Regions from separate parts of the Homo sapiens genome. Here region 1 is linked to region 2. Evidence: chromatin loops called from intact Hi-C (ENCODE). Cell type or tissue: CD14-positive monocyte. All regions are shown on one strand.

What was found. A loop is a pair of places that touch in the nucleus more often than their neighbours do. Peaks named below come from ENCODE experiments on the same cell type or tissue, not always from the same donor. Only the 100,000 strongest peaks of a DNase experiment are listed, where the experiment ranks them.
Region 1: it touches region 2 in a loop (2.7-fold over the local background); 9 of 110 quality-filtered maps call a loop at or near these places.

What each region holds. Positions count from the first base shown.
Region 1 is chr17:2,133,711-2,141,710 of GRCh38, reverse strand. The region is part of intron 13 of SMG6 (SMG6 nonsense mediated mRNA decay factor); the gene reads left to right. Among named protein-coding and RNA genes, the nearest start is that of SMG6-AS1, 48 kb to the right of the region's middle. RefSeq lists enhancers at 2,493-2,692, 4,238-4,287 and a silencer at 3,113-3,312. In CD14-positive monocyte, no CTCF peak of the experiment used is centred here; DNase peaks (open chromatin) are centred at 2,570, 3,240 and 4,200; H3K27ac peaks cover 2,531 bases.
Region 2 is chr17:2,067,927-2,075,926 of GRCh38, reverse strand. SMG6 (SMG6 nonsense mediated mRNA decay factor) reads left to right here. Exons shown (of 19, transcript NM_017575.5): 16 at 6,996-7,149. It overlaps LOC107984988 (a long non-coding RNA gene), which reads right to left and starts at 4,331. Exons shown (of 2, transcript XR_001752757.2): 1 at 4,207-4,331; 2 at 2,963-4,011. RefSeq lists enhancers at 1-22, 167-246, 23-712, 3,529-4,728, 5,099-5,158 and 1 more. In CD14-positive monocyte, no CTCF peak of the experiment used is centred here; DNase peaks (open chromatin) are centred at 4,316 and 5,325; H3K27ac peaks cover 641 bases.

The DNA of each region.
Region 1 (8,000 bases), 66 kb before region 2:
AGCACTTTGGGAGGCCAAGGTAGGAGGAGCACTTGAGCCCAGGAGTTCAAGACCAGCCATGCAACATAGCAAGACCCTGCCTCTGCAAAAAAATTTTTTAAAAATTAGCGGGTATGGTGTGCACACCTGTGGTCCTAGCCATTCAAGTGGCTGAGGCAGGAGGATCACTTGAGCCCAGGATTTCAAGGTTACAGTGAGCTGTGATTGTGCCACTGCACTCCAGCCTGGGTGACAGAGCAAGACCGCATCTCTAAGAAAAAAAAGTTCCTTCTCAAACTGAACACAGCCTGCCTTCCTGTAATTCCCACTTAATGATTTTTTAAAAGTTTTCTCAAAATCACAAAGTCTGTTTTTTCTATATCTGACACACCTTAGTTATACTTGAAATTCTCTTTACGTTTTCTTTTCTCTAAGCTAAACAAACCAGTGCAATCAAATAGATTCTTGGCCAGTGCTGCGAAATATTATAGGACTTTATGTAATGATGCAGTGTTTAGTACTGTAATGATGGAAAGTTACTATTTCCACACCATCCTCTATGGTAGCCACTGGCCACATGTGACTTTTGAATACTTGAAATGTGGCTAGTGCAACCGAAAAACAAATCTTAATGTAGTTAAATTGAAATATCCACATGTGGCTAGTGGCTACTGTATTAAACACTGCAATTCTAGATCATTCTCCTGGCCAGATTTCTCTGTGCCATTACCAGCAGCATCAGATTCACCTGGGAACTTGTAATGTTTTAGGCCCTACCTCAGCCTTTTGAATCATAAACAGTTGAGGGTGGAGCCCAGCAGGCTCATTTAACAAGCTCTCCAGGTGATTCCAATGCACTAATACTTGAAAGGCAATTCCAGTTTGTCAAGGCTTCTGTAAAAAGCAGTGCTCAGACAAGGTCTGACATGCATGGATTTCACCTAAAGACAGCTTCAATGGCTTTTTTTTTTAATTGAATACTACTTTCTAAATATTGCATTGACTGCATGTTATAAAAATGAATACAATGTGGATATGAAGAATTTTTTTTTTTTTTTTTGAGATGGAATCTCACTCTGTCACCCAGGCTGGAGTGCAGTGGTGCAATCTCGGCTCACTGCAACCTCCGCCTCCCAGGTTCAAGCGATTCTCCTGCCTCAGCCTCCCAAGTAGCTGGGACAACAGGTGCGTGCTACCACACCCGGCTGATTTTTTTGCATTTTTAGTAGAGACAGGATTTCACCATGCTAGCCAGGATGGTCTTGATCTCCTGACCTCAGGATCCACCCACCTTGGCCTCCCAAAGTATTGGGATTACAGGTGTGAGCCATCGTACCCGGCCTGGATATGAAGAATTTAAAAAAATAAAGTGTCAGGCCAGGTGCAGTGGCTTACGCCTGTAACCCCAGCACTTTGGGAGGCTGAGGCATGCAGATCACTTGATATCAGGAGACCAGCTTAGGCAGCATGGCAAAACCCCATCTCTACTAAAAGTACAAAAACTAGTTGGGCATGGTTGCACATGCCTGTGGTCCCAGCTACTTGGGAGTTTGAGGTGGGAGGATCACTGGAGCCTGGGAGGCGGAGGTTGCAGTGAGCCGAGGTCTCACTACTGCACTCCAGCATGGGTGACAGAGTGAGACCCTGTCTCAAAAATAAAGTGCCCCTTAACAGTTTAAAAAAAATTAGTTAACAGGCAGTTTCCCAGCTGGGCGTGGTGGCTCACGCCTGTAATCCCAGCACTTTGGGAGGCTGAGGTGGGAGGATCACATGAGCTCAGGAATTCGAGAGCAGCCTGGGCAACATGGTGAAATCCCATCTCTACTAAAAATACAAAAATTAGCCGGGTATGGTGGCATGCGCCTGTAATCCCAGCTACTTGGGAGGCTGAGGCAGGAGAATCGCTCAAACTCAGGAGGTAGAGGTGACAGTGAGCCAAGATCACACCACTGCACTCCAGCCTGGGTGACAGAGCGAAACTCCATCTCAAAAAAAAAATTTGTTTGTTAAATGTCTTGGCACAGTGGCTCACACCTGTAGTCCCAGCACTTTGGGAACCAAGGCAGACAGATCACTTGCGGTCAGGAGTTCAAGACCAGCCTGGCCAACATGGCGAAACCCCGTCTCTACTAAAAATACAAAATTAGCCAGGCATGGTGGCGCACGCCTGTGATCCCAGCTCCTTGGGAAGTTGAGGCTGGAGAATCGCTTGATGCCGGGAGGCCAAGGGTGCAGTGAGCTGAGATCGCGCCACTGCACTCCAGCCTGGGTGACAGAGTGAGACTCCATCTCAAAAAAAAAAAAAAGAAAAAAGCAGGCACTTTTCCATAAGTTTCACACGGTCTTATAGTACTAGAACCCTGAGCTCTTGATTGTCAGTCTGGCGTGCTTTCCATCTCTTAGGCTGTTTGGTGAAATAGGCCTCACTGTTTGGTTTGGTGTCTCCCAGAAGAGAAAAATCTGGTTCCTTGGCATTTATTTTACCTACCCCATTTGGGGGCTGTTTCTTCTGCCTTTTCTTGCACAACTTCCCCATTGTTAGATGCCTCTGTAGTCACTCCCAATACCCTGGAAACATCTCCCTTTTTTAGGGTTTAACAGACTTCACCTGTATAGTTACTGTCTTTTAATATGACTTTCGTCCTCTTATGCTTGAAACCTAGAAGAGGAGCTGGCTTGTTCTGCTGGCCTTGAGCCAGATGTCATAACTTCAGGCAGTGCCACGCTACACATCTCCAGCAGTTTGGAATGGAGAACAGAGTTAGAGATAAGATCAGCAGCTTTAGGTGATGGCTTTGTTTCAAATAAACCATGCATGACCCAAGCCTCCACTTCAAATGGGGAATGAAATTGCTTTATCCTTTGACAGCTTGCTCTATGAAATACATTTATCTTCACTTAATTGCTTTAGATCCCAAGAGGCTACATACAGTAATTTCTAGGAGATAATTATATCAAATTTTAAAAATATGTGACTGTGGACATGAATATGTAACTGCAGTGGACAGGGAGGGAGAGAGGTGGGGGAAACCAAAAGTCCTGCTGACCTTGCTGGTAAGTTTCCATTCTTATTCTTAGAGTTTCCTTGGGTCATAGACCACTTACTCTCTGAATCTGCTGATTCATATGTGGGGTCCTTTGTACCCCATGCTGCTAGGGTTAAAGCATCTGGTCTACTACTCCTGTAGCTGGATAGTGTTTTGCTCAGTCTCCTCCTGAAACTGGGAGGGGTCAGGCTGGTGGCTGACTTCCGGTTATATGTCTTCATTTAGTCTGGCTGGGCACAGTCTGTCTACACTGTAGGCCACAGCCACTGGGGGTTCTGGTTAGTGGCAGCTGAGAACCAGCAAACTTGTTGATTTTAAAACATGACTATTTAGATGTCAGGGATAAACTTCCTGTAGATGGGGGACAGGCTTCTTTATCTTGGAGTGTTTGAGTATCCAGTTCTCATTTCCCTAACCTTTACATTTGAAAAAATCTAAAGCTTTCACTGTCATTTTCACTAATCCCAGCCACTGCCTACCTTTACCGTATATTTTTTTTCTTCTTTCTGAAATTCCAGGGTGTTTTTTTTTTCCTGCCTCCTACTAAATAACTGTATTTCCATGTTGTGATATAACAACACCAAAGGCATTTTCCAGGTGTGGACACAGTTCTGGGCCATCGCTCAGCTCTTTCTGTCTGCATCTGCCTTTAAGACTACACACTGGACAATTCGATTGTGAGCTCCGTGATACTACTCTCCAACCGCCATCCCCAAGTGTCTAGTGTGGTGCTCATGTCTTATGAGGGCTGTGTGAGGAAGAGCCAGTGAGGCCTAGCTGAATGACATGGTTGACAGGCACTCCTGCTGTAAAGACAAGGAAGATCTGACTTGGAGATACAGAGGACATTTGGATTCTGTACTAAGGTCCATGAATATCTAAGCCAGCTTGCGGGTGGGGGATGTGCCAAAACCAATCAAGGTGGGCTGACTGAATCAGAGAATCTATAGAGCCAAAGACTTTCAATTCCCATCAAGTTCTCTCAAGACCTAGTCCCATGGCGCTTTCTGCTTGCTGGGGTCATTCTCCAGGTGTCTTTTATCCCTTCATTCTCACTTAATCAGGGTCAGCCACACTCCTCAGTTCACTGAGAGGGAAGTGTTGCCTTTTCTTTTAAACTCCTCCCCGAGAACCCTGACAGCTGTGATGAGTAAGCCCATTTGCATGTGAAAGGTCCTGCTGGCGTGCCTGTAAGCGAATCTGCAGCGAGTACTGTCACACCATTTCTTGGAGTCACATCAAGGAGTTTTTTAAGGAATGACACTTTGGCTCACATCGAAAACATGAGCACCTGAATAGCAGCCTGTGGGGGTCATCAAGGTTAGGGTGTTTGTTCTAGTGTGTTTCTTTTGAGCTGGAAAAACATTTCTCCGTATATCACCACTTTTGGTACTCCCTTCTGGAGAGTTGCTTTTCTCCTGTCTACCTATTAGTGTGGTAGTAGTAACCTGTACCAAGAAGCGTTCCGTGGTTAGTAACCTGCATTCAAACCATTTCTTTTAGCTGGATCCTTTTTTTGAGTCAGGGTCTCACTCTGTCACCCAGGCTGGAGTGCAGCGGCGGGATCTGCGCTCACTGCAACCTCCACCTCCTGGGTTCAAGTAGCGATCCTCCTACCTCAGCCTCCAAGGTAGCTGGGACTACAGGCGTGTGCCACCATGCCCAGCTAATTTTTTTATTTTATTTTTTTGTAAAGAAGAGGTCTCACCATGTTGCCCAGCCTGTTCTTGAACTCCTGGCTCAAGCAATTCTCCTGCCTCGGCCTCCCAAAGTGCTGAAATTACAAGCGTGAGCCATCATGCCTGACCTTAATTTGATCTTTCAGGAGCAGAACATGCCTGTTTTTTCTTGTGTTTTATTTAATAAAAAGAACATACTAAACTTATGTAAGGACTTACCAAGAAGGATAATTGAAATTCTGGTGTCTTTAGACAAAAAAGCTAAAAAAAAAAAAAGGAAAAAAAGGTGAGGCCTTTTCAGGGATTGAATCGTCTTTGGTGCATTTTTTGGTGAATTCCATGAATCCAGCTATTTTGGTGTATTCAGTAAAGTTTTCCCTGAGTTTGACTTAGGACTCTGTGTGCGTATGCGTGTGTGTGTTGAACATATGTGTCTATTCCTCTGGAAAGATCATTAAATCCAAATTCTGAATAGGGAAATGGAGACTTTCCAAGGAGTGTCAGGAGCAGGCGAAAAGGAAACATTTTGCCACAGATATTTAGAATCAATGAGATAGATGAGATAGAAATGAAGAAATGCCATGATTTACTTCTATTTCTTAGAGCTCACTGTGTGGTTGACTGATAACAGTCACTAGCCACATTTGTCTACTTAAATTAATTGGCCAGGCGCAGTGACTCATGCCTGTAATCCCAGCACTTTGGGAGGCTGAGGTCAGGAGTTCGAGACCAGCCTAGCCAACATGGTGAAACCCCGTCTATGCTAAAAATACAAAAATTAGCCAGGCATGGTGTGCATGCCTGTAATCCCAGCTACTCAGGAAACTGAGACGTGAAAATCGCTTGAACCCCAGGGCAGAGGTTTCAGTGAGCCAAGATCACACCACTGCACTCCAGCCTGGGCGACAGAGCGAGACTCTGTCTCAAAAAATATGTATATATTTATATCTGTATATATACACACACAGACACACACACACACACACACACACACACACACACACACACATAAATATATATATAGGCTAGGTGTGGTATCTCATGCCTGTAATCCCAGCACTTTGAGAGGCCAGTGTGGGAGGATTGAGTCCAAGCGTTCAAGACCAGCCTGGACAACATAGTGAGATTCCATCTCTACACAAAATTTAAGTTAGCTGGGCATGGTGGTAGCGCCTGTAGTCCCAGCTACTCAAGGGGCTAAGGTGGGAAGATTGCTTGAGCCTGAGAGGTTAAGGCTATAGTGAGCTGTGATTGCACCACTGCACTCCAGCCTGGGTGACAGAGTGAGAACACTGTTTCAATCAATCAGTCAAAACTTAGTTAATTAAAATTAAGTAAAATTGAAAAATCAATTCTTCAGTCACACTAGTCACATTTCTAGTGGTCAGTAACCACATGAGACTAATGGGTACTGTATTGTCAAGCATAATATAGAACATTTCCATTATTGCCATAAGGTTCTCTTAGACAGCTTTGCTTTGTGATAAAGTCACTAAGTATAACTCAGTTTTTAAGATTGGGGTTGGTGGGGGTGGACGGGGAAAGAGGAGACGTTGGGCAAAGGATACAGAGTTTTTATTAGACAAGAGGAGTAGGTTCTTGTGATCTGTTGTACAGCATGGTGACTAGAGTGAATAATGTATATTTCAAAATAGCTTAAAGAATAGATTTTTAATGTTCTCACCACAAATAAATAAGTATATGAGATGACGAATGTGTTACATAGTCCAATTTGATTGTTCCACATGTATACATTTATCAAAACATCACATTGTGCTTCATAAATATATACAATTACTATTTGTCAATTTAAAATAAAACTATTAGGCTGGGTGCAGTGGCTCATGCCTGTAATCCCAGCACTTTGGGAGGCCGAGGCAGGTGGATCACCTGAGGTCAGGAATTTGAGACCAGCCTCGCCAACATGGCAAAACTCCATTTCTACTAAAAATACAAAAATTAGCCAGGCATGGTGGCTCACGCCTGTAATCCCAGCTAGTCGGGAGCCTGAGGTAGGAGAATCACTTGAACCCAGGAGGCAGAAGTTGCAATGAGCCGAGTTCGTGCCACGGAACTCCAGCCTGGGTGACAGAGTGAGACTCTGTCTCAAAAAAAAAAATAAATTAAAATAAAACTTTTTAAAAAAGGTCTGGGATGATGACAGGGAGGATATTGAGAGGGAGATACTAGGATTTGAATAGCTAAAGCCATTTAATTAGGAATGAATCAGCATCAGAAGCCATGGACTTCAAAGAGTGGAAAATTACAAGATTCCTACTGAGATAATTTAGTAGTGTATTTAGCAGGATTCAGAATATTATCTCCAACATGATCAATTTTCATGACCTTCTATAAGGAATTTGTCTACTCTTATAAACAGCCTCCTTTCATAGACTTCTTAAAAAGTGATTTTGTCTTTATGCCTTCATTGTTAACACTTGCTTTTCCAATCTCAGTGTTTCATTTTCATAGATAAAACTTACATCAGCATTTTCCGTAGTGCTATCATGATGTATTATTTCATTTGATTTCCACTACAGTTCTAGGAGGCATTATCTTTTTTTTTTTTTTTTTTTTTTTTTTTTTGAGATGGAGTCTCGCTCTTATCGCCCAGGCTCCCAGGTTGTAGGCACGATCTCGGCTCACTGCAACCTTCGCCTCTTGGGTTCAAGCAATTCGCCTGCCTCGGCCTCCCAAATTGCTGGGATTACAGGCGTGCACCACCATGCCCAGCTAGTTTTTGTATTTTTAGTAGAGATGGGGTTTCACCGTATTGGACAGGCTGGTCTCGAACTCCTGACCTTGTGATCCACCCACATCGGCCTCCCAAAGTGGGCATTATCACATTTTACAGCTGAGAAGATTAAGACTTAGACTGATTTATCTGAGATCATATGACAATACTAGGTCAGAACCCAGAACTATCATTTTGTATTAGATTTAGGTGAATAAGAGGCCTAAACATACAGTTTTATCCTCTTACATCAAGAGTCTAGACATAGGCAGTCCAGGGCTAGTGTTCGGGCTCTACCACTTGGCTTCCCCAAGTTGGCAGACACTGGAACCTCCAGCTCAGTATACAACATCCTACAATGTGGTCCCATCCCAAGATGGTTAGTAGAGCATCAGCAGGCAGCTTAATGGAGGAAGAAAACAGAAAGGGTATGCCCCATATATTTAAAGAGACTTCTTCAAGGTTTTACGTAAAAGTTCTATTTACATCTCAAGAGTCACATGGCTATCCTACCTGCAGAAAAAGCTGAAAATATGGTCACCTGGCTGGCAGAAATGTATC
Region 2 (8,000 bases):
GAGGTCAGAAAAGGGGTGTGGGGAGCTCTCAGAGCCTGTGCAGCTGGAGCTGCAGCGCCCAGGCAGGCCCCTGGATGCTGGGGGCGCCAAGTCCGCCCACCCAGGGCTTTGAGGCCACACTCTCCGGCTCAGCCCACGCTCTGTCTTGTTGCCTGAGACAGCTCCTCCTGTGGGTTCTGCCCACCTTGCTGCTTTTCTCCTGAGTTCTTTTTGTTCCCATTGCCATTTGGAGTTGTTCAGAGACCAGGGCAGGGTACATGGTTTGGGAAGTTGGTCAGAAGTGTTTGATTCCTAACCAAACCACCAGGGCAAAGCAGTCACTGAAAATGCTCCTCCAGGCATGAGGCGTGGCCTCTTGGCACCTCATGCTGGCCCTGGCCCTGTGAATCCCCCGCTTCCTCACTGCCTCTCTGAGGCTTTGCTGTGATTTGTGCTGCTGTCGGGCGGGGTCAGGTTTCCTGAGCAGTTGCAAACATCCCACCTGAAACATAACAGGCTCTTCCTCTGGCCACATCTATTGTTTCCCTCAGCATTATGGCCACAGTCTTGCTCTGTGGCCAGCAATGACATGTGTTCTCAAAATAGCTTCTCTCCCCTGTCCCTTTCCCGCCCACCCGCCCTCCTGAAGATGTAGTCCCTCCTTTGTGGTGGCCCCAGGAGTTCCACTCTAAATTTAGCTGCCGTCCATTCATACTGCCACCCAGCTAGGGGGGGCTGTTGTGGAACAATGGGGTATACACAGAGCCCCCCACACCTGTATGGAAGCTGGCGGAAGGCAGACACTCAGGCCTGGCTCCTGGCTGTCGGAGACAGGGTGGGAGCCAGCACAGCACCAGGCCGGGGGCACGTTCACGTCAAGGCAGGAAAGCACATCAGCCTGTGGAGCGGGCATCCGCCCTTCCCACCCAGACCCGCTCCAGCCTCCCCAAAACCTGAGTGCTGGGCCCCAGCTTTTGCTCCAGCACCATCCACTGGGGGCCTGGCTTCCCACAGAGTGGCCAGGCCACTGTCTGAAACGCCCTCAGGCTGCTGCTCAGAGCAAGCTCAAAGGTGTCATGCTTAGCCCTGCCCCTCCCTCTCCATCAGGAAAGGGCCTGCCTGCTTCTTTGGCTTTTTAGATCAAGTTATCAGTTAAAATTCAATCCGATTATCTTTAAGTGCCCTTCAGCTCTGAGAGCCAGTGACTGAGCCCACTGTCCCCCGAAGTCCTATGATACAACAGGCGGTATGGGAGGTATGACAATGGAAACTGCAAGAAAAGTAGGCAGTTCTCCTTGAGCACTTGACAGTCTAGTTTGAAAATAAGATGAGTCCTCCTAAAACAGTAAGAAATAGCAAACAAATTGCCATAGTTATCACTTTTAAAAAGAGTGCAAGAATATATTAAGCTCTGTGGTACATTTGGACATCCAGAAAAGGAGTTCTAAGCAGCAGTTTTTCATTTGCAGTGTACCCCAAATGAAGATGCTCCTCCTCCTGCTCCCAGGGGATGCTGCTGGTGGCTCTGCCTGCCTTTTCTAGCACCCTCAGTATCTGCCCTCGTTGGCTTCTGCTGGCCCAGGATGAACAGTTAGCCAGTGCTTATCTCACCCACTGTTCCTATTTTTATTTTATTTCCAGTTTTTCATGTACATCCACATAGTTAAGATACATATATACAATAAGTCTTTTCATAGAAATCAGAAGCGCGGGCATGGTGGCACACACCTGTAGTCCCAGCTACTCAGGAGGCTGAGGCGGGAGGATCACTTGAGCCTGGGAGTTTCAGGCTACAGTGACCTGTGATCGCACCACTGCACTCCAGCCTGAGTGACAGAGTTAGACTCTCTCTCTCTCTTTTTTTGAGATGGAGTTTTGCTCTTATCACCCAGGCTGGATGGAGTGCAGTGGCATGGTCTCGGCTCACTGTAACCGCTGCCTCCCGGGTTTAAGCGATTCTCCTGCCTCAGCCTCCCGAGTAGCTGGGACTACAGGCATGTGCCACCATCCCCGGCTGATTTTTGTAGTTTTAGTAGAGATGGGGTTTTACTATATTGTCCATGCTGGTCTCAAACTCCTGACCTCAAGTGATCCGCCTACCTCTGCCTCCCAAAGTGCTGGGATTACAAGCACGTGCCACCACGCCTGGCTAATTTTTATATTTTTAGTAGAGATGGGGTTTCACCATGTTGGTCAGGCTTGGATGAGACTCTGTCTCTTTTTTTTTTTTTTTTTTTTTGAGACGGAGTCTCGCTCTGTTGCCCAGGCTGGAGTGCAGTGGCACCATCTCGGCTCACAGCAACCTCTGCTGCCTGGGTTCAAGCAATTCTCCTGCCTCAGCCTCCCGAGTAGCTGGGATTACAGGCATGAGCCACCACGTCCAGCTAATTTTTGTATTTTTAGTAGAGACGGGGTTCCGCGATGTTGGCCAGGCTGGTCTCGAACTCCTGACCTCATGATCCACCCGCCTTGGCCTCCCAAAGTGCTGGGATTATAGGCGTGAGCCACCGTGCCTGGTCTGAGACTCGTGTCTCTTTAAAACAAAACAAAACAAAACAAAAAAACGCTGGGCACAGTGGCTTACGCCTGTAATCCCAGCACTTTGGGGGACCGAGGCGGGCGGATCACCTGAGGTCGGGAGTTTGAGACCAGTGTGGCCAACATGGTGAAACCCCATCTCTACTAAAAATACAAAAATTAGCCGGGCGTGTTGGCTCACGCTTGTAATCCCAGCTACTTGGGAGGCTGAGGCAGGAGAATCGCTTGAATCTGAGAGGCAGAGATTGCAGTGAGCCGAGATCACGCCACTACACTCCAGCATAGGCATCAGAGCAAGACTCCGTCTCAAACAAAACAAAACAAAACAAAACAAAAAAAACACATCAGTAGTCCTCTGCTCCACCCCTCCTCATCCCCAGTTCTATTTCCTGGTGGTTTCCCCCTGATATTTATGCTCTGGATATGTAGAAAATAAAAAATAGAGTTAGGAAGGAAGAAAGGAAGCTGGCATTTATTGAGTTACTAATATGTGTCAGGCACTTTGCTAGGTACTTTCATATATAAGGTGAATGTGGAAATTTCCTGTGTTACAAAGCTTCTAATTTCTGTTGAAGACATTGCTCTGGCCAGAGAGGCTCAGGGATGAATGATTCTTCACCCTGTAGAGGGAAGGAAGCAGCCGCACTCCCTATGGGAGCCCCTAAGCAGAAGGAAGACCTCAGAAGGCCCTCTCCTGGTCTTGCTCTGCTTCATGATCCAGGTTCTCCAAGTGCCACACCTCCTGTGTCAGCTCATTGAATTGCTGTTACTTGTAATGTTCAGTGTCTCAGCTTGCAGCGGTAAGCATCATAAGATCATCTCCACCGTAGAGAAGGAACTTAACCTGCAAAAGTTTTTCCTGGAGACCCAAGCCTGTTAGCTTCCTCCTTAGGTATTATTGTATATGATCTCTTTCCCAGTTCTCTGCCAGCTTGCTCCAGGAAACTCCCATACCTTAGAGAAAGTTAGTTACTTAGCACCTTCCAGAAACAGAATTATTTTTTTCTTCCACATTTTATGCCAACTTGGGTCCTTATTGCTACCAACCTGATTCAGAGTGTCCGTGTGTTGCTTGGGTTCCAAGGGCACTATCCAGGGATCACTGTGGCCCAACCTCAGCTGCTGTTAGAAGGTTCCTGTGGAACTCTCCTTCCGGGTCAGCACGCTTGACTCCATGCCAGGGCCAGTCTGTCTGAACCACAGCATTCCGGTTGCACCCCCCTCACCCCCACCAGAGGCTTCTGCAGCTTTTTACTCATACAAACAAAAATAAACCTCACTACCGGCCTCTGAACTCTGCAGCGGCATGCTTCCCCTGCTCCCCAAGTGTCCCATGGCTGCGAGTGGGGACTTGGCACTCTCCCCACCGACATCACTTTTTCACTCCCTGCGCATCCTGTGTCCTCCTCTTACCGTGCGACCCAGAGATCGGAATGGGACGTGACGGCCGGCACAGGCGCCGTGCACAGCTGCCAGGAATCTGACGGGTAAAATCTGGAAAAGTTGGGAGGGCAGATGCTAAACACACACACACACACAGCGCCACTCAGAAAGGGCCGGAAATGCAGACACCCGTAGAAGGGTGCCTGTGGACTCCGAAGCCCTCCTCCGCCTGCCACTCTTTTTAAGGGGACTGAGCCAGTCTTGTGACCCAGGTGTGACCCCCCCCGCCCAGAGGCCCACCGGTACCCCAGGAGAAAAGGGAGCAGCTTCATCTCATCTCCTGAGACTCCATGAGGGCATGCGGGGAACAGGAAGCAGTTGTTTGGTGACTCACTGGGCAGAGCCAGGTTAAGGGAAGTTGTCTGCGGGCGTCCCTGGGACCGGATGATGGCAGCACAGCTCTGACCACCCTCACGGGGCTTGGCCCCACCCCACACCCAGGGAAGCCCCCTCTGAAAGGCTGCGGCCTATTCACCTTTCTAGCTGCAAGCCAGAGCTAAGAACCCGGGGAATTTAGAGCGTCTCTGGACCTCGCTTCTAGATTTTTCTTCTGTCCTGCCATCAGAACACACAGGTAGGCTCAGTTTGTCCCCAGCATCCCTCAGCCACCTGGCTTCAAGGCTCTCCTGCCTAATTGCCAGCAATAGAGGTAGGATGGTACCAGGGCTTAGGAGCTGACTGTTCACATAGGGTAAAAAAAAAAATGGCAGCCACTTCCTTGATAGAGTCAGACCAGGCTGGACGGTTGTTTCTCAAGGCAGGAGAACTGAGATGGTAGTGGACTTGCGGGGCAGAGGCAGAGGCAGAGGCGCAGTGCAGAGCCGGACCCCCAGCCCCTGTCACTCCAGCTGCCACTGCTCCCACGTCTCCCTAAGCCATGCTTGTTCTGTCCCTGCTCACCCAGAAAGACAGATTTGAGAGCCACGGTACCAGGAGAGCATGCCTGGCAACAGAAGAGCTAGACGGAGAGCGCATGGCCTGAGAAATGAGGAACGAGAGTGCTGATGCTCCTCCGCAAGAGGAGAAAGGGCAGAGGGGTTTACTGAACCTGAGCAGGGACCATTTCCTGTTCTTACAAACTGCCCAAGCCAGGTTTGTTGGAATGCCTGTCACCCTCTAGGTGGCAGCCCTATGTAGAGGGTCAGTGACCCCGCCTCCCATGGGAAGGTAGCCCGCAGTAGTGGCACCTTGCTCTCATGAGGTGAGATCAGTAGGAAGACTTCAGCAGAGCGGGCCCCTGAGCTGCATTTCTCATGCCTGCCAGCGTTCTGTAGCCTGTGCCTTTACCAGCTGTGGTGGCAGTGGCAGCAACAACTTACTCATAGGGAGAGGTCCCTGGCAGGTCACAGAGAAGCCACCCCCATCATTTGAAGGCATGCCCTTTCAGTTTTACTGTCATTGTCAGTGAAACCTGAGCAGCCTCCTCACTGACTGTTGGTGGCCAGGACCAGCACTGTGGGCCCCATCTCGGTTGGCACGCACGTCCACTTCCCCAGCCCTGTGCCTGCATCTGGGTCTCTGCAAGTTGCTCTGTGGCAGAAGGCCATGAGAGGGTGTGACAGGGCTGGGACCTGCCCTCCTGGCCCCGCCAGGTTTGTGTGGGTGCCCTCCACCTCCCTACTCAGGGAGCATGCTGTCTGGGCAGATGCCAGCAGATCAGTTCGATTCTTGGCCATGGTCCCCAGAAGAGGAAGCAGTGCAGTAGTGGCCATGTTCTGTAGTGGCAGACATACCCAGAGCCGGTCTCGAAGGGCCGCTGCCACACGTGTAAGGCTGTCAGAGAAGAAAATCAGGCTTTTGCAAATGTGCATCTCTCGGGAACTTCCCTGAGAAATGTGAAAGTCCACAGGGAAGGCAAGCGCTGGGCCACGTGCTTGGTGAGAGGTGCTAGAGGAGGCGGTGGGACAGTGGGGCCAAGGAGACTCTTCTGCTTTTATTCTTTTGTCTACTTTTTGTTTGGCAGTTTAGCTTGCACTAGTAAGCATATGACTAGGCTGTCAATTGCTTAGTACCACGATATGGTTGCTGAAGAAGAGGCTAAGAAAAAAAGTGACAAAGTCAGTTTAAAGAAAAACGTCGAGTAAATAATAGTGTAGCTGGTACAGATTCGTGGCAAAGGAGCAGAGGTAGAACAGAAAAGACCCGTGTTTAGGAAACTGCGCTGGTCAAGGGCAAGGTGGTGGGCCATTGTGATCGACCTGGGTGTTGCTCTTTGCAGACACATGAGTTGAGTCTTAATTCATCACATTGCACGGACTTCGGCTGCTGCTGCAGGAGAATTTCGTATTATTAGCTGTCAGTATCACTTTTTTGTATAGCCTTTGAGTTCAACTTCATTGTTCGTTGTTTGTTGTTGTTGTTTTTGTTTTTTGAGACAGGGTCTCGTTCTGTCACCCAGGGTGGAGTGCAGTGGTGTGATCTCGGCTCGCTGCAGCCTCCGCCTCCAGAGCTCAGGCAATCCTCCCATGTCAGCCTCCCAAGTAGCTGGGACCACAGGCGTGTGCCACCACACCCAGCTAATTTTTTTTTTTTTTTGTAGAGACGGGGTTTCAGCATGTTGCCCAGGGTATATTTTATTTTGTTTTGTTTTGTTTTAGCTACACAGTGAAGTAAGTCAAAATAACAGATTCTGTTTGCATTTTCATGTCTAGATTGAAAAGTACCTCCTCTGTAGGCTTTCTAGATAATGTATGTGAAACCACTTTCATATCTAAGGAACCTAATTCTCCCTTGTTGAATTTGAGTCCCAGTCTTACTTTGAGAGACCTGTTATGTTGAATATCCTCAGGATCCTTTCTCAGCCCTCGGCAGGGTTGTACCCATGCCATTCCCTGGGCCCCTTGAGCTCTGTTTTTATTGCAGTGCTATGCTCAGCCCTTGGGCCTATCCCTGAGACCCGACGGGGACTGGTTATTACTGTGGAGGGGAAGAGGTTCCTAGGGGCAGGATGCTGACACACCGTAGTGTCAGGGCCCTGGCTCACCCACCTGCTTGCCTGCTCGCTGTCTGGCTCATTCACCACTCTGTCCCCATAGGCTGTCCTGGAGGACCACAGTCAGATGAGGCAGATGGAGCTCGAAATCAGACCTTTGTTCCTCGTACCAGACACCAACGGCTTCATTGACCACCTGGCCAGTCTGGCGCGGCTGCTGGAGAGCAGGAAGTACATCCTGGTGGTGCCCCTCATCGGTGAGTCAGGCGGGAAGGGCAGAGCGGCCTTGCATGTGCACAGCAGCCCCCTCCACACACGCCCCACGGCCTGGGGGCCAGGCAGGCAGAGCCCTGCTGTGCGTGTGTAAGATGGGATTTGCAGGGGAGTAGGGAACGCGTGGGGCAAAGAAAACTGTTTAATAATCAAAGTAGTTCACATTCTCATGGCTGATCCATGGCTTAAACTGCTTGAGCAAATGGACTCCTGTGTCCCAGCAACCAGAGGCTGCATGAGCCCAGCCCTTGTTTTTATCCTTATAAAGCTTGCAGTAAAACAGCAAAGCTGGTTCCCGTTATTGGTAAACACTCAGCCCTGGCAGATAACGGCAGTGCTGCTGGGTGGTCTGGCAGGGAGGCTGGGAGGATTTTGAAGTGGTTAGATGCCTTTGGTCTGATTGTCTTGTAGCTTTTCATGATCACTCTGTTGGTTCGAGGTAGCATTCTTCTGGCCAGTGTCACCCTAAGGCTAGGCCAGCAGGAACCCTCCAGAGCAAGCCCTTGGCTCATGCCTGTGGATTCCTACCACTTGGGCCCTTACCACTGTCTGGGCCTTGGTGCTGGTGCAGGGTCAGCATCTCAGGACCCAGCTAGCTTGCTTTCCCACCCTCTAGCCAGAGAGGCCCAGCTGGGCCGTCTCCACGGGACCGTCTGGGTACCCTTAGTTCTTGGAGCTCTGTGGTGGGTCAGCCTCAGGGTGGGCTCTGGGCTCTGGGCTCATATCTAGCTGATGGCCTCTGTGGAGGGAGAGAGTCTAGGAGATGATTGGGAGGCCCAGGCGTTTGCACATCCCCTTCTCAGCAGCTACTTGGAGCAAGTTTGAGAGCCTTGTC